Linked DNA regions of Homo sapiens: region 2 is linked to region 1. The links are chromatin loops, found by intact Hi-C in ENCODE. Cell type or tissue: IMR-90. All regions are shown on one strand. Links, peaks and the distances in the headings refer to the core of each region. The heading gives the core; the rest is flanking DNA.

Region 1 (10,423 bases), core at 768-8,767:
AAAATTGAATATACTGGTATGTCTAGAGCAGAAGGGCCATCTGAAAGTAGTTTGAAAATAAATTTGAAGAGCCAATAGCTTAAGAGTATAGAAGGATTTGCATGCTTTCTGATGGTTTAGAATCTGCTCTTGAATAGACTAGATTTACTTGAAAGCTTTTTGGGGAAAAGTACAATATTATCAACAACTATATCAAGAACACTATTAAAATCGGTATTAGTCTGTCAGAAGTGCAGGATAATCGAATGTTTGAACGATATTTTTCCAAAGAGACATCCTAAGTCAATAAATACATTAAGCATTCTCATCCTTATTTTAACTGAGAAATGCCAGTTAAAACCAAAATGATACACCTCTACACACCAAAATGGCTAAAAGTGTAAAAAGCTAAACAATTCCAAGAGTTAGCGAGGATGTGGAGCAAGAGAACTTTCCAGACCTGCTGGAGTGAAAGTGACAGTGTGCCAGTACCTAGCGAAGTGAACATAGTTCTGACCAATGGCTTAGGAATCCTGCCGCTGAACATATACGAAGAGAAATGTGTGTGTAAGTGCATTAAATACATGTAAAGGAAGCTAAAAATTTATTCACATGAATTTCAAAACTAGACAAAGCTAAACAACTGAGTTAAAAGTCAAAATAGTGGTTGCCTGTAGGAAGAAGAGAAGGGGAAATAGAAGGGTTGTGATGGCGCGGGGCAGTTCAGGGCTGCTGGCAGTGCTCTCTTTTGTGATCTGCAAAGCGATTACCCAGGTGTTTGCTTTGTGATAATAACTGAATGGTACATTTTTTTAGAACATTACTGTCTATAACTTTTACTTCAATAAAGATATTATATATAAACCAAAAAATTAAAAACAGGAAAAAAGTCATTTATCTAGAAAATGGAAATAAGTGATTCAAATTCAGATATGCCGAACTCCAAAGCCCATAAGTTATTTATCCTCATTCAGGAGAACAGATGCAAATAATGAATTCTTGGTTCATATTCAAATTTGGTAAACAAATATGTCAGGTAGTCTATATTAATAAATAGTGAAAATGAAAGTATCAATAAAGGTCCATGAATGAAATATGTTTCTATATGATCCTCTGTTCTTAACTCTGATTTCATTTATAGTCCATGCCATAACATTTGATAATTTATTATTTCACATGTGTTCATTTTGTCCAGTGGACTTGATTGTACATTTCTGGAAACCACTAGCCATATTTAATTGGTTTTTAATTTTCCAGAGCACCAAGTTAAAGCACATAGCACATGCATAGCAAATACTTTTTGGGTGATACAATTTCAGGGAAAAGAAATCTATGTGTGCGTGCCTGTGTGTGCGTGTGTGTGTGTGTGTGTGTGTTTCTATTTTATTTCCAGCTACAGGGATGATCTGTTGTACTTTTTCAGGAAAAGAATTCTTGTCTTACCTCGTTTACTACATGTATCCACTGCACCTAGAACAATGCCAGCATGTAATGAATGAAGCCTGGCACTTACCAAAGCATTCATTCATATATGCCCCAGTTTTGCTTTTCTACAAACTTAGAGTACACTCTCCTACCCTTCTCTCTACTGAAATTCTACCCATTCCTTTAAAGCCAAATTGAACAGTCTTCTCCACAGTCTCTCACGCTTCCTAGTCCCAATCAAAAGCTTTCCCCTTGCATATCAGAAGCAATTTCTTTGTATTCCTATTGTAGCATCTCTGGTGCTTTCCTCTTGTTATACTTAATTGTGTACATGCCTGTGTCTCCAATTTAAACTGTAAGATAGTACATAATGTGGGGAAAGCAAGGGGTTAACAAACAAGCACTAACATTTTTTAAATACCTACTATGCCCTAGACTCTAAGCAGGGGGTTGTCTCAGCTCTCAGAAGTTAAATAAGGTGGGCAGGGTCAACCATCCAGCAAGCAGTCAAGCTCTCTTTGTATCCAGGTCCTTCTGTCTCTGCAGGCAGTTCCCTTTTCATCTCTCCATGCTATCTCCTGAGCAGACAATGTGTCTGTCTTACCTATCTGTGGCACTCACAACTCCTTGCCCAGTGTTCTCCACATGGGTGGTCCGGAAAGATTTGTAAATTTGAATACTCTGTTGGTTCTTCAGTTATAAATGTTAAATTTTTCTCAAAGGCACCTGATTCTAGATGGGAAGAATGCAAATTAGCATATAGAGATAATATGTCTGTCAGTTTTCATAAGGGATCAGAAAAATAAACCTACTATAAAATTATCTTCTATGTATCTCATTGCATGCAGCTTTAAAATATGCTTTCTATAAAGACTTCTATTAAGTTGTGTTAAAAATGGTGTAGTTGTCTACCAACTGCTCAGATCAAGAGAAGAAACTAAAAAAGACTTGAGGTAAAATGGCAATCAAAAGCTGATGTCAAAATATTATGATATGCTGGGCTTTTCTTCTTTTATCTGATTCTCTTGTGCTTATTTTTTACTTCATAGCCTTACTTTGTTATACTTAGTGTATCTATTTTTAATGATATTCCCTGTTTCAGGAGGGCAAACCTTTTTTTTTTAACTCTTTAAAAATGTAGTTTTGTGATTTTTTAAAAATAATGATATGGGGGCCGGGCATGGTGGCTCACGCCTGTAATCCCAGCACTTTGGGAGGCCGAGGTGGGCGGATCACGAGGTCAGGAGTTCAAGACCAGCCTGGCCAACATAGTGAAACCCCGTCTCTACTAAAAATACAAAAATTTAGCTGGGCATGGTGGTGGGCACCTGTAATCCCAACTACTCTGGAGGCTGAGGCAGGAGAATGGCATGAACCCGGGAGGTGGAGGATGCAGTGAGCCAAGATTGTGCCACTGAACTCTAGCCCAGGCAAAGGTGAGAGACTTGATCTCTAAAATAAAATAAAATAATGATATGGAAGTATTTATATGTTCTCTTGCTTAAACAATTGGACCTATGAATGTGACAGATGGCAATGCGTATTACATATACAATTATTTTGATAGGAAAAATACTATTATTTTCTCTTTTATTTCATTGCATCATGTAAAGGCTCTGTCTACATGACCATGACTGCAATTCTGGTAGGCGATGGCAATATAGTGATGTATATGTCCTTTTCTTACCAAAAATACTAATGGCATTACATGACAATTGGTGCCATATCCCTGAATTCAAGCTCATTATTTAATACACCTGGTGCCTCCTATGAAATTATTAAATATATCCTTATTTTCAAATAACATTTTATATTTAATCCTTTAAAATGCAATTTAAATTCAGCTTTTCTGTAAAGGATAGTTTTATGGAGATTTATATTGTTAGCAAATAGCAAATTTTTTCTTAAAGAGAAAGCTTTACAGATAAGAATTTAAAGCCAAAATGTTATTGACAGAATTTCACACTGAAGATGGATGTTGGCATTGACTGCTGTACAAACAAGGTCATCTCTGCACACAGGCAAGGTCAATGGGCTTTTGGAAGCTTCCTTTTATAGGAAGATGGGGATGAGGCACTATAATATAGCCATGAAGTACACTTCAGTAATTTTTCTTCTGGCAGAGCTAGCTGATCAGTAGTAGGTCATCTAGAATCGTGAATGAGTTCTCACCAAATCATTCCTCGGGTACACGGACATTAGCTTAATCAATAACCATACTTATCTTGTATTCTGCCTTGTTTCAAAAATGGGTCAATGCATTAGTTTAAAATTTCTGATTTTGTAAGTGCATTTTAAGTATTTATGTATGTATTTTATGAGGGCAATTTAGCTTTTGGGTTTGAACCTATTTGCAGTAAGTTCAGTAAATTAACTACATAAGTATTATACTTTATTACAGGTTTTATTTATTACAGCCAGAATACAACTTAAAATAAAGATGCACACAAATAATAGCTCCTAGAAATCTCAAATTTAGAAAGGAAAACGGAAAAATCACTTTTAAAAATGATCACAACCAAAAGTTCTCATATTTATATAGTTTAAACATGTTTCATTCACTATTTATTCATTCACAGTATACTTTAAATCATGATTGATAGTGCTACTTGAAATATTTTGACAGGCTTTTAACTGAGTTTGGGCAGTCACAGTTATGAAGTCACAACTCACTTAGCCAAAGCAGTACTCCTTGTTTCTTCTCAGTAACTTGTGAGCTTATATCCCTGGATAGTAAGATACAACCAAGATATTATGTATGTAAATCATTGCCATAGATGTACTAAAAAGACTACTAAAATATGAAATGTGAAGTCTAGGTCTTGTTCTGCCACTTACTATAAAACATGGGCTGTCTTTTCTCCCCATCACAAGCTTGGTTTATTTATCTCTAAAAATATATATATAAAAGATCTCTGTAGCTTTAATTTTCTATGACAATAGCTGTGTGTTTGGTAATAAATCTAGCTAGATGCAATGAGTTATTTTCATAATCAGTAGATGATGAGTTAAATTTTTATATTATATAAATAGATCATAATTAATTGTTGATATTGTGCTTATTTATGGCACTATGGATTATTAAATTATCTGCCTTGTGCATTTACAGAGTCTTCTTTCAGCCAAAAGGTAGGTTTGCTGTCTGAAGTCAAGTTGAACATTGTCAAAAGCCAGAGTTAAATAACAAGTAGAAAAGTGGGATAAATTCACCATCATCATCTCTTACAGTTGTTCCATAGCAAACTTGTTGAAGCTGTGAATATTCAGTTAAAGTATCACAGACCTAGCAAGTAACATTAATATTCTGAGAGGCTAATAAAGGTTGATACAGAGTCTAATGAATAAATTTTATTGTTTGAACAGGAACTAAAATCATAGTGAAATGTTTCCATTTTTAGATGAAAGCATGTATTTTAATTGTTTTTGATAGGATGGGCTCAGATGTGATTTCCCATTAGTTACATGTAAAATTTATTTCTAAAGTTAATATTTGCATAAAATCATTTATCACTTATGCCACTCAAAGCAAAAGAAGACGGATTCAAATGAGTATAAATTTGAAACAACAAGTGATCTTCTGAACAGAAAGATCCATCTTCTTAGGTTAGAAATGGAGTAACAGAAGGCACTGTCACTGAAGGTGGAGCACCCCTACAAATATTAGTGGTTCTTAGTTTTGGAGCTTTCGTGCAGTCATAGTAAAATGTTTCTATGTTCTTCCAAAGAATAGAGTAATAATCTTGAAAGGAGAAAGCAAGTACAGTCATTTATTTTTAATTAAGCAACTAATAAAGTAAGCACACGTAGTATTGTTTAATATTACTGAATAATTATACTGCTAACCTGTTGAAAAATTTTGTGAAATATTTGATGCATGTTAAAGATTGCATGCAATATTATATATCATAAATCTTAAAGACAAAAAACACTTATTTAAAATGTTATCCAATTAAATAAATAGAAAATATATAGAAATTTACTCATAAAATTGAAACTCCTAGACCCCTCATGATCTCCTCCTTCTCTTTTCTCCTCAAGCCCTCTCCAGAGTGAATCTCTAAATGAATTTTGTGTTTATCATGATGGCTTTGACACATATATACGTGTGTCTAAACATATCATGTTTACTTGTTTTGGAACTTTATATACAAAATACTCATTTATTCAACAAATATTAACTGACTGGCTACTCTGTGCCAGGCACTGTTTTAGATGTAGAGGGTATAACAGGATTTAAATAATGTATCTGTCTTCATGGACCTTACATTGTAGAAGAGAAATAGGCAATAAATGAGTAAACAAGTAAAATATAATGTGTCAAAACAATGATAAGTGTTATGAAGAAAAATAACACAGGCTGAAAGAGATGGGAGTGTATTATTTTATTTTGAGTGGTCAAGGAGAGCCTCTCGGAGGTGGAATATTTAAGCAGGGACAGAAGAAAAGGAGTGAATAACTCTTAAAGGCAACTGTGGGGATTGAATGCCAAATGGAGGCAAGAACCAGTGCAAAGACATTGAGGTGGTGCACACGTAGCATGTTTGAGAAATGGCAGGAGGCAGGATGTCTGGGGCCAAGAGGGTATGTGTACATTTGTGTGTGTGTGTGTGCACCTATGCGTGTGTGCTTGTGTGTAGGGAAAGTGTAAGGGGGGAGGGGGATGAAGGGGAGTAAAAATGTATCAGGTTGTCATATCCTAATAGCCTTATAAACTATAATCAACACATCAAATTGTTTTTTAAATTAAGGTGAAATTTATGTAACATAAAAGTAACCATTTTAAAGTGCACAATACAGTGGCATTTAGTATATCCATAATGTTGTGCAACCACTACATTGATCTAGTTCCAAAATATTTTCATCACCTCAAGAGAAAACATTCTATTTCACTGTCTATTTCCCTGTCCTCTCATCCCATGGCAACCACTGCTCTGTTTCCTATTTTTTATGGATTTACCAGTTCTGGGTATTTCTATAAATAGAATGATATAATATGTGACCTGTTGTGTCTGGCTTCTTTAAGTTACCATAACGTTTTCAAGGTCCATCCATATGATGGCATGTACAAGTCAGTACTTCATTCCTTTTTATGGTTGAATCATATTTTGTGTTCCTCACTTTGTTTATTCATTCATTTGTTGATGGACATTTGGGATGTTTCCATTTGACTAATTTGTTTTTTGGTTTTTTTTATTCTTGAAAAGTTTGCTATTTTTTATTTTTTATTATTTTATTCTATTTTTCCATAAGTGATTGGGATACAGGTGGTGTTTGGTTACATGAGTAAGTTTTTTAGTGGAGATTTGTGAGATCCTGCTGCAACCATCACCCGAGCAGTATATGCTGCACCACATTTGTTGTCTTTTATCCCTGGCACCCCTCCCACTCTTCCCCCCAAGTCCCCAAAGTCCATTGTATCATTCTTATGGCTTTGCATCCTCATAGCTCAGCTCCCACCTATTAGTGAGAATACACAACATTTGGTTTTCCATGCCTGAGTTACTTCACTCAGAATAATAGTCTCCAATCTCATCCAGGTCATGGCAAATGCTGTTAATTCATTCTTTTTATGGCTGAGTAGTATTTTACATATATATATATATATATCATAGTTTCTTTTTTATTATACTTTAAGTTCTAGGGTATATGTGCACAATGTGCAGATTCGTTACGTATGTATACATGTGCCATGTTGGTATGTTGCACCCCTTAACTCGTCATTTACATTAGGTATATCTCCTAATGCTATCCCTCCCCCCTCCCCCCGCCCCATGACAGGCCTGGGTGTGTGATGTTCCCCACCCTGTGACCAAGTGTTCTCATTGTTCAGTTCCCACCTATGAGTGAGAACATGTGGTGTTTGGTTTTCTGTCCTTGTGAAACTTTGCTCAGAGGTTTCCAGCTTCATCCATGTCCCTAAAAAGGACGTGAACTCATCTTTTTTTATGGCTGCATAGTATTCTGTGGTGTATATGTGCCACAGTTTCTTAATCCAGTCTATTATTGATGAACATTTGGGTTGGTTCCAAGTCTGCTCTTGTGAATAGTGCCAAAATAAAAATATGTGTGCATGTGTCTTTATAGCAGCATGATTTATAATCCTTTGGGTATATACTCAGTAATGGAATGGCTGGGTCAAATGGTATTTCTAGTTCTAGATCCTTGAGGAATCGCCACACTGACTTCCACAATGGTTGAACTACTTTACATTCCCACCAACAGTGTAAAATTGTTCCTATTTCCCCACATCCTCTCCAGCACCTGTTGCTTCCTGACTTTTTAATGATCACCATTCTAACTTGTGTGAGGTGGTATCTCATTGTGGTTTTGATTTTCATTTCTCTGATGGCCAGTGATGATGAGCATTTTTTTCTGTGTCTTTTGGCTACATAAATGTCTTCTTTTGAGAAGTGTCTGTTCATATCCCTCGCCTACTTTTTGATGGGGTTGTTTGATTTTTTCTTCTAAATTTGTTCAAGTTCTTTGTAGATTCTGGATATTAGCCCTTTGTCAGATGAGTAGATGGTAAAAATTTTCTCCCATTCTGTAGGTTGCCTGTTCACTCTGATAATAATTGCTTTTGCTGTGCAGAAGCTCTTTAGTTTAATTAGATCCCATTTGTCAATTTTGGCTTTTGTTGCCATTGCTTTTGGTGTTTTAGTCATGAAGTCCTTGCCCATGCCTATGTCCTGAATGGTATTGCCTAGGTTTTCTTCTAGGGTTTTTATGGTTTTAGGTCTAACATTTAAGTTTTTAATCCATCTTGAATTAATTTTTGTATAAGGTTTAAGGAAGGGATCCAGTTTCAGCTTTCTACATATGGCTAGCCAGTTTTCCCAGCACCATTTATTAAATAGGGAATCCTTTCCCCATTGCTTGTTTTTCTCAGGTTTGTCAAAGATCAGATAGTTGTAGATGTGTGGTATTATTTCTGAGGGCTCTGTTCTGTTCCATTGGTCTATATCTCTGTTTTGGTACCAGTACCATGCTGTTTTGGTTACTGTAGCCTTGTGGTATAGTTTGAAGTCAGGTAGCGTGATGCCTCCAGCTTTGTTCTTTTGGCTTATGATTGACTTAGCAATGCGGGCTGTTTTTTGGTTCCATATGAACTTTAAAGTAGTTTTTCCCAATTCTGTGAAGAAAGTCATTGGTAGTTTGATGGGGATGGCATTGAATCTATAAATTACTTTGGGCAATATGGCCATTTTCACAATATGGATTCTTCCTATCCATGAGCATGGAATGTTCTTCCATTTGTTTGTGTCCTCTTTTATTTCGTTGAGCAGTGGTTTGTAGTTCTCCTTGAAGAGGTCCTTCACATCCCTTGTAAGTTGGATTCCTAGGTATTTTATTCTCTTTGAAGCAATTGTGAATGGGAGTCCACTGATGATTTGGCTCTCTGCTTGTCTGTTATTGGCGTATAGGAATGCTTGTGATTTTTGCACATTGATTTTGTATCCTGAGACTTTGCTGAAGTTGCTTATCAACTTAAGGAGATTTTGGGCTGAGACGATGGGGTTTTCTAAATATACAATCATGTCATCTGCAAACAGGGACAATTGACTTCCTCTTTTCCTAATTGAATACCCTTTATTTGTTGCTCCTGCCTGATTGCCCTGGCCAGAACTTCCAACACTGTGTTGAACAGGAGAGGTGAGAGAGGGCATCCCTGTCTTGTGCCAGTTTTCAAAGGGAATGCTTCCAGTTTTTGCCCATTCATTTATGACAGACCCATATTGGCTGTGGGTCTGTCATAAATAGCTCTTATTATTTTGAGATACGTTCCATCAATACCTAGTTTGTTGAGAGTTTTTAGCATGAAGGGCTGTTGAATTTTGTCGAAGGCCTTTTTTGCATCTATTGAGATAATCATGTGGTTTTTGTCTTTAGTTCCTTTTATATGATGGATTACATTTATTGATTCGTGTATGTTGAACCAGCCTTGCATCCCAGGGATGAAGCCAACTTGATTGTGGTGGATAAGCTTTTTGATGTGCTGCTGGATTCGGTTTGCCAGTATTTTATTGAGGATTTTTTCATCGATGTTCCTCAGTGATATTGGTCTAAAATTCTCTTTTGTTGCTGTGTGTCTGCCAGGCTTTGGTATCAGGATGATGCTGGTCTCATAAAATGAGTTAGGGAGGATTCCCTGTTTTTCTGTTGATTGGAATAGTTTCAGAAGGAATAGTACCAGCTCCTCTTTGTACATCTGGTAGAATTCGGCTGTGAATCCGTCTGGTCCAGGACTTTTTTTGGTTGGTAGGCTATTAATTATTGCCTCAACTTCAGAGCCTGTTGTTGGTCTATTCAGGGATTCAGCTTCTTCCTGGTTTAGTCTTGGGAGGGTGTTTGTGTCCAGGAATTTAAAACAGTTTCTTTATCCAGTCGTTGACTGATCGGCATTTGGGTTGGTTCCACTATTTTGCAATTGTGAATTGTGCTGCTGTAAACATGCATGTGCAAGTATCTTTTTCAAATAATGACTTCTTTTCCTCTGGGTAGATACCCAGTAGTGGGATTGTATGTATTTATGGGTATGGTGTGATATTTTGGTACACGTATACATTATGTAATGATCAAATCAGAGTAATTAGCATAGCCATTACCTCCAACACTTTTCATTTATTTGTGGTGAGAACAGTAATGCTGATTATCTTCCAATGTTCAGATTCTTAATATGTCATTTAACTTATTTTTGATTCTTCAGATGTTATTTTTTTTTTTTTTTGAGACGGACTCTGGCTCTGTCGCCCAGGCTGGAGTGCAGTGGCCTGATCTCGGCTCACTGCAAGCTCCGCCTCCCGGGTTCATGCCATTCTCCTGCCTCAGCCTCCCGAGTAGCTGGGACTACAGGCACCCGCCACTGCGCCCGGCTAATTTTTTTTGTATTTTTAATAGAGACGGGGTTTCACCGTGGTCTCGATCTCCTGACCTCGTGATCCACCCGCCTCGGCCTCCCAAAGTGCTGGGATTACAGACATGAGCCACCGCGCCCGGCCTTATCTTTTAATTTTAAAAT
Region 2 (10,423 bases), core at 1,084-9,083, 55 kb after region 1:
TAAAATTCCCAGTTTGCCAGCTCAAGTTATTAATGATGAAACTTTCATTTTTTGTTTTTAATGTGTGCTGTATAGCTTCCTTTTTTTCTGCTCTCTGATCTGAGGACTGTATAACCTGGCAAAGCTCTACAGCGCTGTAACTTTGAGTACACAAGCAATTTCTTAACTGCAATATGAGAAGAAACAGACCTGCCAATGGGTAAAAACATAGATGTCATTGACACTTCCTGTGTAACCCCATTAAACGTCTTCTCTGGGTGTCATATCTTTGAAGAGTTCCACTTGAATCAGGTCACAATCTCTATCCTGTAGGCTGTACCAGGTTAAGGAATTTGAACTTTTCATAAGAATAAATGGATTGCCACTCTGGAATCCATTAAGGACGTGAAGAGAGTCATCATAGTCTTATATATCTAGTACTAATTTGTGGAGTTTGTGATGAGAAGGCATTAGGAGAATGTTTCAGAAATGTATTCTAAGTGACATTTTTTCTTTCAAATCAACAAACAAAATAGAATTGAAACATTAATGTTTGGTAGCTGCTTCCTCAAGTAGAACAGCCCTGGCTATGCACCAGGTGCCATCTAGGTAGTTAATAAGTAGGAGCTTTAGTCTATGAGGTGCCACTAATGCTGAACTCATTGTCTCCACCAGCCCCCAAATCCCCTGGTCTTAATCCTGTGTCTGTCCTCTATCTGCAGATTGGAGAGTAATTGCCTCTAAGAATTTTGACCAACTGGGAAACAAAAACCCATTTGAGCCCTTTACGTCTTACCTCCCCATTAAAAAACAAAACAGAAACCTCCCTGCTTCCCCCAATGTTAAACAAATGTGAGTCTAATTAGTTTGTATACTTTAAAAAAAAAAGATTATGGACAGTTCATACACATAAAACAAAAGAAAAAAATAGAAATTGTAAAAGAAGGGCAAATCCAGGTAGTGAATAGGAAGGGGGTAGAAGGAAGAGGGAGAGAAAAATTATGCTAGAAAATCAAAGCTGTGGCAAGCTCCTTCAACTGAGAAGAAAATTAGCTCTGAGATTCTGGTGACCAAAGCAAAAAATAGAAGTACAATGGATTCTTTACAGATTGTCAAGGGAGACAGAATTTTCCCTAGCTCTGAATTATTAAAGGAATTTATCACCTGGGCCTTAAAATACAGGTCATTTTGACAATATAATAGATGGAGACTGCATTAGCAATTTATTAAAAGTCCTGTTGACATTTCTTAGATCTTCCCTAGATAAATTATATTTAACATGTAAAAGTTGCAGCTGGCATTCAAACTACTGCTACAATTAAAAGTCCATGACAATATTTTCAAATACTTTAATTCTCTGCTGCCCAATACTTCTAGCCCCCAATTCCCTACTCCATTACCTGTAGTATCCCGCTTATTCATTAAAATAGTTATGCCATCATTAATAGTACAGACGACACCCCACAACGGGAATAATAATTCTAAAAAGTTACATGTAAGCCCAGAATCTTACATTGGGATAGGTCATACAAGGTCGTGTATTACAGTAGATTTCAAACCAGGCCCTTCATCCCAAATACCTGGCAAGATTTTTAAATATCCTATTCCCAAACCCAGCTTCCAGATTCTGATTTAGTAGTCCTGGGTATAGGCCCAGAAATTTGTTGTTGTTGTTGTTAAAGAGATTCTCCTATGAAGTCAGCCATTTACTGATCCATTCTCCCATCCAATACAGAAATCCTCTCTAAACATGGCAGTGAGTCAGTTGCCCAGACCGTGTTGAAGAATATCTTTGACTGAATGAGAAAGGATATTCCATTATGGCAATGTTCTAATCATCAAATCATACTTTCTCCACCACCACAGTATCTTTTAAAAAGGTTTCATTTGATTTCTGATTAAACATTAATTGTTAGGAGCTGCTAATCCTTTAAAATATTTCTGTTCCTGTAGTCTATGTATGAAATATTTGAAGATCTTGCAAAATAATGAAAATGCATCAGGAGGATTCTATTAACATAATTCTTTAGAGAATTATTTTGTAAGTAAAACCCTGTGCCATGCAGCTATTCATCGTTAAAGTGTACGTAATCTTAATTGAAATATATTTTATTAAAGTTGGCAAGTTTTATACGCTACATGATCTGTATACTAAAAGATTTTTGAATCCTTACATCAGTCATACTGTCAAGTTGATGTCTTTATTGAAAGTGTATCTTAATTTTTTCCATTTTTAACATACTTTAGAGTTACTTATTTATAGTAATTATTGCTATTTTGACTGCTTCTCTAAAAAGTCTGTGTCTGCCTCTAAGAAACCACTTTCATTTTACTACTTAGATCCCTAATGTTTAGAATGTGACCTGAATTGAAGGTCTTAGACTGTCTAACATGAATAATAAATGACCGGAATAATTTACAAGTTATGCATTTCAAATTAAATGAATAACAAAGAAATAAAATTTCACATTATAGCACTGAATATATTCTCCTAAAGAAGATTCATTACATGTGTATGAGTCCCATGTGATAAACAGGGCTAGGCAAAATAGCATGACAATGAATTTAAGGTAGAGGAAAATAAATTAATTAGATCTGTCATATTCCTCAAGGGAAAGAATTATACAAAAGAGCAATTACTTTGTGACTGCACCTTAGGAAGGCTAACTGCCTACAGAACTGTTTTCTCCATTCTTCACATTTTCTCTATTTTTAAATATGAATTGATTGGGTTTTTGATATAAATGGTCTTTGGGAGAATTTAGTGAATGTTTAGACCAGGTGAAGCCTCTCAGGGATGTCAAAGCACATGTAGCTGGAGGCAATGTAATTTCTTCACACAGACTGGTATTTAGAGATTATCTCATCAGTGTAAAGTACAGAGGTTAAAAAACTGCTTCATTGCAGGGGACTCCAGTATCAGGAAGCAGTCTAGGCATCGGGTCATCATTCAGCTGCCAGCCAACGGGGGCCGAGACTGCACAGATCCCCTCTATGAAGAGAAGGCCTGTGAGGCACCTCAAGCGTGCCAAAGCTACAGGTAGGGTTAGAGAAATGCATCGTGAGGGAGGAGCTGAACAAATACGTCAACTCCACATCCTTTCCTAGGATAAGGAAAGGAAGTCAACACTGTTCCTTCCACAGGCTCAATGGAGTTGGGATGTTTATGGCTGTAGCTGCCATTCTTGTCTCTTCAGCAGAGCTGCTGTGCTACTGAAATGATGTACAAGAAGGCAAATATTTGTGTAAACTTCCAAGGTGACGTGTTAGCTCCAGTAGTTTGGGGAAATGTCTTATGTTGATATAACATACAAGAAATGCTGAAAAGTGATTAATAATTATGAAACATGTATACTTTAGGAAGAAATTCTTTTTCACTTAGAAGACTAGCCTAAGCATTACTCCCCTGCTCCAAAGAGCACCTGTTTGTAATCATAAATGCTCACATTCTGGCTCAGGAAATGACATCTGTATCTCAATGATGCTGGTAAGATGGCTGTTCTGTTCATTTGTGATCACCTCAAATAAAATTGTAGTTATCGAAGCTATATATCATCTTGATAATTTGTTAGAGAAATTTTACCTCCTTATGATTAAGACAGAAATTATCTAATAGAAATCTGACGTATACATTTGCAGTCCTGACAGCAAATGAAGTATTATGGCATCAATTAATGAAAAATGTAATCACAAAATAAATATTTAAGATGACATTGTCAAATTTGGCATCTTAATATATCAATCTTTAATTCTGAGATGACAAATACTATAATTGTATACTTACACCATGCACATTGACAACTACTGGTTCAAACTTATTTATTTTTGGAATTTGTTTTTGTAAAGCATATTATACTTACAGTTGCTGAGATACTCCTACAATGCTAACCAAAAGAGCACTATACAAAAGACTCATGACTTGAATACAGTTTCATAACTTGAATAAAATAAATATACATTATTTAAATGGCATGCATCACTTCTGGGGCCATCTGGTGCATTTGTTGGCAGTCCTAATCATTAAAAAGTCTAAATGTTCTCTGTAGAGTCCTATAGAACTTGACAATGATGTACTCTTGTCTTCACTGCCAGAGAAAGTACTTTTATATTTAATGTTACTTCTTCTAAAGCCTAGATGGAGATCTAAATTAAATTTAGATAGAACTGAGCATTGCTAAATAACTGTGTTTGCAGTGGTCAAAGTCATGTTTCCATGCTGCTGTGTCTCTGTGATTTGCTGGCATTTTTGCTTCTTCCCCACTGGGCTTCTGTTCCTGTCTTGTAGGTGGAAGACTCACAAATGGCGCAGATGCCAATTAGTCCCTTGGAGCGTGCAACAAGACAGCCCTGGAGCACAGGAAGGCTGTGGGCCTGGGCGACAGGCAAGAGGTGGGAGGCCCCATTCCACAGTTCATTTCTCCAGCATCGCTAGTTTAACTACTGTTTTGATGCATTTGCCACTTGGACACCATGCTTAGCAAACAGAGCAAAGCAGATATAAATCTGCTATGAGCCATTCCACAAAACATCAGGACATAGAAACATGTCTTTTTAAATTGTTCCCATTGTTCTTTGGCATTAGCTCATAATTCTTGAATTTTTCTCTCATTTATGTCTGAAAGAAAGTCAGGCCAAGCTTTCACTTATGACATAAATGGTACACTGAAGCTTTTTTGTTTGTTTGTTTGTTTGTTTGTTTTTAGATTACGGTATCCACAGCATTTTGCTTGCCACCGTAATAAGCAATAAGATTCTTACCTCCTTGCCTATATGCATTATATATGTGCATACATACAATGTAATAGAATTAGTTAACTTTTTCAGAAGTTCTCAGAATGACATCTCTTTCATTTTCATGGCTATCCACAATTCTGTTCATATTTAGTACTGATTTTTAAATGGCAGACTTATTTACTTAATTACAATCTGCACCACTAAATAACGTGGAATCTTGCAGAAATGGGTAATGAGAATGTTCAACTTTGCCATAATTATTTACTAGATATTATAGGGAATATAGAAACTCAAGATTTGGAATATGTTGTTTCTTCCAGACATAGCAAATTCAGTCTTTAAAGAGCACATGATTATTTTTACTCATATTGACTTATAGCATACAGCTCCTGCTGCGTATTTAAAATGTAGCATAATACATAATTGAATATGCGAGCAACTTTAATTTATAAAAAACGTATTTTGCTCTCCCATGTGTAGTTACGTATTTCATGTTGACACAAAAATTTGAAGATGTAGAGCAGAATTCCAGTTTTTGCTGATTTGATCTGGGACTTCATTTTCTGTACAGTGAAAAAAAACTGCCTTTTTAAGAAAAAAATGCTTCTGTTTTGTAAAAAAAAAAAAAAAAAAAAAAAAAAAAAAAAAAAATCCCCTGTTTTTATAATCTTCCTTTTAGAAGTCTTCTTCTGGAACATAAAACTTAGTTTCCAAATAATCTTAAATTGCTAGTTGCAGTAGTTTTTAGGATTTTATTTTATTTGCATAATTCTCATTATGTATCTCCCACCATCAACTTTGGGTAAAACATAACTGTGACTCCCTTTACAGTTATAGAGACTTAAGTATATAGAACTGAAAGTCGTTCTCCTCCATTTCAAATCATTCTTTAAGAAATTGAGTGATATGAGATCTTCTTGTCATGCCCTGCTAACTCCTTCTTGAATCAGGCATTGATTTGCATATATTTTGGGTTCTATATAGAGGTTATAATGAAAATGAGCATGAGTTTGGGAATCAGGAAACATAAGTTTTAGTCTCCATTCTTTTACTAATACAGTGTGTCTTACTCATCCCTTCACCTTCTGGACCTCAATTTATTTAGATTAAAAAAAAAGAGGGGTTTGGACCAAATGATATTTTAGGATTATTCAAATTTTCATAATAGATGCACAAACAATACCCAGAGATCAAAATGTGAAATAAAATTAGGTAAAGCAGATGAAAACCATATCTTTATAAAACACCACTGGAGGAAATACAAGATCAGTAGAAGCAGCACAAGTGTGAAAACAGCCTCAGTTCCAAACAATGACGTATAAGCTGCACAACCTTGGATGATTCATTTCCTCCCTTTAAGGCTAAGAACACAAAAGCCTTAGAGTAGTTGGCACATGCTGTCTTCATTAAACGTTAATTTCTTCCCTCTTCCTGTTTGTTCATAACCCAAGTGAATGTATGCATATGGGCCTTTTGGGTTTTGACACACAATCTGTACAAAAACTATTCTGTCTGTGATTACCAGCAACCTTTGCATTTCCAAATCGGAAAACTGTTCGTTCTTCATCCTGGGTGGCCACCTTGTAGTAGTGAATACTTGTTACCCACTCCCTCTGTGATAAAAGGGTCTTTAGCATCTTCAGTGTGCGACTTTCTCCTATCTTTCTGATTGTTCCATTTTTGATTTCCTATTACTGGTGTCTCTTTCTCTGCCTGTACTTACATAGTGCTTCCTAATCTTGGCATATTTGTCAAACAACTTGCTGTACCTCAGCAATCTTATCCATTTTCAGGATATCTGGGAAGTGAAAGTTGCATTATAACAAGTGATATATTCATAAATATATTTAGAACAATCCCTTTAACTTCCATATGAAGACAGTCTTTTTCTTTGTTTCCTGAGTAGATGAAAGACTGCTTTTTCGTACAGCTTATATTTCTATAGAAACATGAAGTGGAGAATCTTAAGAATGTAGAAGTATCTTTTACTAATTGCAAGAAGACAAAATTTTCTTCCTTTGATGGTCGTGGCTGTTTTCAGAACTCCATATTATTTACTCGCCAAGTTCTTGCTATTTTCATCTTTATCCTTACTTATATGGTCAGAGACTTAAATAAAAAAATGAACTTGTGCTATTTTTATGACAAAAATAATTATATAGTAAACATTAAATCAATCAACAAAGACTATAGAGAAGCTGCTCTCTGTCCCCCCTAGCACATCAGAATTTCTCATTTCAATTACTCATTCCACTGTTTTTGCATTTGGAAGACTGTAGAAAAAGCTATAAATGTTAGGAAAGAATGAAGATCTTTAAACCAGAGAGCTTATATTTTTTAGGAAAATTAGATCACTGTTAATGTCACCTAACAAGAATTAAAGACTGAAACTTATCAATTGCAAAGCCAATCATTTGAAGCTGAAGAGCTGAGGAAAGACTTAAAGTACGGGTTGGGACTTGACTTGTACCATAATATTAGAAGAAGTAGAGAGGATAAAAGAATACAAGATAAGATCAATTCTATAAGCTAAGTGTTTGAGGTAAGAAAAACAAAAACATTAAATGTGTTCACAGAAAAGTGGGTGGATTGAGCTCTGAAGATGTGATCTGGAGCCTGGGGTGATTTTGTGGAAGGCTATAAATGTCAAGATCAGTATTTTAGACCTTGTTCGATAAGTGGTATGAGCAAGGACCTGATGAAAGCAGTGTTTTATCTGTCAGCGTGTACAGAATAAATTAGAAAGATAAGACACATGGGCCTGAATGCCAGCTAGTATGCTGCTGTAGCAGTGCAAGGTTGAAGTCATAGAAACAACAGTAATATGAAATAGGCAAAAATAAATAAATTGTGGACATACGATAGAGGGAAATATTTTGGGGACTTAGTAGCAGACAATAGAAGAGAGATAAAAATAAAAGAGTCAAAGTTGATCATATGACTCTTTAACTCTAACATTTTTAATTTAAGAATAGTTATATTGGTGAAAATTCTAGGTCTAAAAGTAGAGCTAATTTTGGAAAGTATATTTTATACAGTTTATATTTGAGGCCATGGCAGGGTTAGCCAAGTGGAAATATTCAGGTATGCACTTGAAATGTAGAAATGTAGCTGTAGAGATAGCATAAGATGGCAGATGGAAATTTGGGTAACATTTCCATAGAGTGAATTGCTGAAGTTATAAAAAAGCTAAGAACTCTAAAATGCAACTTTTATTATATATATGAATAAAAGCGATTATACCTTATCATTAATAGATTTCTTTTTTCTCTAACAAGTTTGCACTTGTAGATTCTTTAAGCATTTCTTTTAAAGAATTTAACTTAAATGTTATTAACTTTAAATTATTGTGTCCTTGTACTCCCACTTGAATAATATCATGTAACTAAGATATGAGATAGCTAACTTTACCATTGTATGATTCTAGAGATAGAAATGTTTACTTCATGACTTTTATCAATCTATATGTCCATACCAGGAGTCAGTAAACTATATGGCCTGTGAGCTAAATCCAGTCCGCAGCCTGTTTTTTTGTAATTAGTTTTATCAGAACACAGCCACAGCCATTTTTTTACATATTGCCTATGGCTGCTTTCATGATACAAGGCACAATTGAGTAGTTAGGACAGACCCATATGGCCTACAAAGCCAAAAATAATTACCATGTAGTCTTTTACAGAAAAAAATTGCTGACCCTTGATCTAAACCCAAAAGCCATGTAACCAATGATGTAGTCAGAACTTCTAATAATACTGAATAGTCATTACCCAATAGGATCAGAAAATCCCTGGAATTTATCTTGTCAGTTGGGAAGATGTATACAAATTCAATTCAGCAATAAAAGAACTATTTTATAGTTATGAAAGTAGTAGATTTTAAAGACTGGGACAATAGTAAAATATCTGCCTTTAAGGATGAAATTGCAGCATTCTTTTTGGGGGAGGTTAGGAATAAAATGTTGACTCTAAGAACTTTAGTAGTAAAAATTAAAATTAAAAAGGGGCTAAAGGTGAAACCAGAAAATACATGGGCTATGGAAGACAAGAGAGAAAAACATTCCAGCCTTCAAAATTCCCTTGTCTAGAACATGATAAATTATACTCAAAAGCTGGACATTCAGAGTTAATTTACTAAGTACACATAGAAAAGAGAGAATGTGTGTGTCTCATATAATATGTGCCATTCAGCCCAACACTTAAAAGGTCACCTATTATGATTCAGTTCTTCTCCAACGTCTGGACCCTTCCATATTGATAGAAAAATGTAACACAAATTCCTTCTTATCACCTTACTAGCCATGCCTCCTAGGCCTGCACCTACTTTTAACCACCTGTTAACAATAAAATAAAGTGGCCTTTATAGACATACTTTCATTTTTACTCTTAATACTATTAATAGCATAATTTTTCAAATTGGAGGAACTATCTGTGATGACATATTTCAAAAGATTTGGGAAGCAATTGTGTTCCCAGAGCCTCTTTAAAAATTGTAAACTGTTTACTTATGATCTCAGCACTGACATTCGCTCTAAAGCAAATTTGTGAGAATCATCCTTATTCAGAAATGAGTTAAAGCAACACAGGAATAAGAATATAGGTAGAGTCTCTTCTAATCAAGTAAATGCAGTCTTGATAAAATCTATATTTTATATATGTCAAAACTATATGAAAAGTTTTTCTGATCTATTATATTAGAACACAAAGTACTTTAAAAGAAAATTTATATATTCCTGAAAGTTTGAAAAGCACATAGGAATTTTTTATTTATGACCCAATTCCTTTACATTTAAAAGGAAAAGTGGCATAATGCTGAAGCAGAATTTTATATCAATTATCCCCAGAATCACCAGTAATTTTTGCCCAATCTTCTCTAAATTGAATTAGCTACTCTGCTACATAAAATGGGTATTTTCTTTAAGTTCATCAAGTGTTTCTGTAGAAACATTAGAAATCTTTTCTAAAACAAATGCTTAAAATGTTGTGTTGATAGTTTTATCAGGATTCTTGGGCTTCTATAACAAAACACTATAGATCAAGTAGCTTAAACAAAAATTTATTTCTCACAGTTCTGGTGCATGTGAAGGTCAAGGTGCCAGCCAATTTGGTTCTTGACGAAGACCTATTTCCTGACTTGCAGACAGTCATCTTCTCACTGTGCTGTTACATGGCAGAGAAAAAACAAGGCAGAGAGAGAAAGCAAGGGGAGTGAGAGAGAGAGAGACAGAGAGAGAAAGTGCACTCAGGTCTCATCTGAGAAGGGCATTAATCCCGTCATAGGAACCTCACACTCATGACCTCACCTTCAAATACCACCATCACATTGGTGATTTCAACATGTGGATCTGAGGGAGATACAACTCAGTATATAGCAATAGTGCAGGATCCGAACTTTTAAATAAAATTCCTATCATCTTAGTGTACAGAGCTATATGTTTGTTAATATTATGCTCTTTCAGAAAGCTGTGAAAACAGGTAACTCAAATTTCTAAAAACCAATCCAAACTTTCTGAATATAATTCAATATAATACATTCTCTCATAAATATTTATTGAATGCATGCTACATATTTCACATTGCCTTCATGGTACTAGGCCCAGCCTCTTGAGATATTAAAAATGTATAACAAATAGATTCAGTTAACTTAGTATGGTAGAAAATATACTATAGGTATACATGACTTGGGTTACAAGTCATAATAATACAGTAGTAGT

Evidence for each region. Peaks named below come from ENCODE experiments on the same cell type or tissue, not always from the same donor. Only the 100,000 strongest peaks of a DNase experiment are listed, where the experiment ranks them.
Region 2: it touches region 1 in a loop (3-fold over the local background); 2 of 110 quality-filtered maps call a loop at or near these places.

What each region holds. Positions count from the first base shown.
Region 1 is chr7:11,509,531-11,519,953 of GRCh38, reverse strand. The region is part of intron 6 of THSD7A (thrombospondin type 1 domain containing 7A); the gene reads left to right. Among named protein-coding and RNA genes, the nearest start is that of THSD7A, 320 kb to the left of the region's middle. In IMR-90, for the core only: no CTCF peak of the experiment used is centred there; no DNase peak of the experiment used is centred there.
Region 2 is chr7:11,454,607-11,465,029 of GRCh38, reverse strand. It overlaps THSD7A (thrombospondin type 1 domain containing 7A), which reads left to right. Exons shown (of 28, transcript NM_015204.3): 10 at 2,887-3,019; 11 at 4,265-4,368. Among named protein-coding and RNA genes, the nearest start is that of THSD7A, 370 kb to the left of the region's middle. In IMR-90, for the core only: no CTCF peak of the experiment used is centred there; a DNase peak (open chromatin) is centred at 6,059.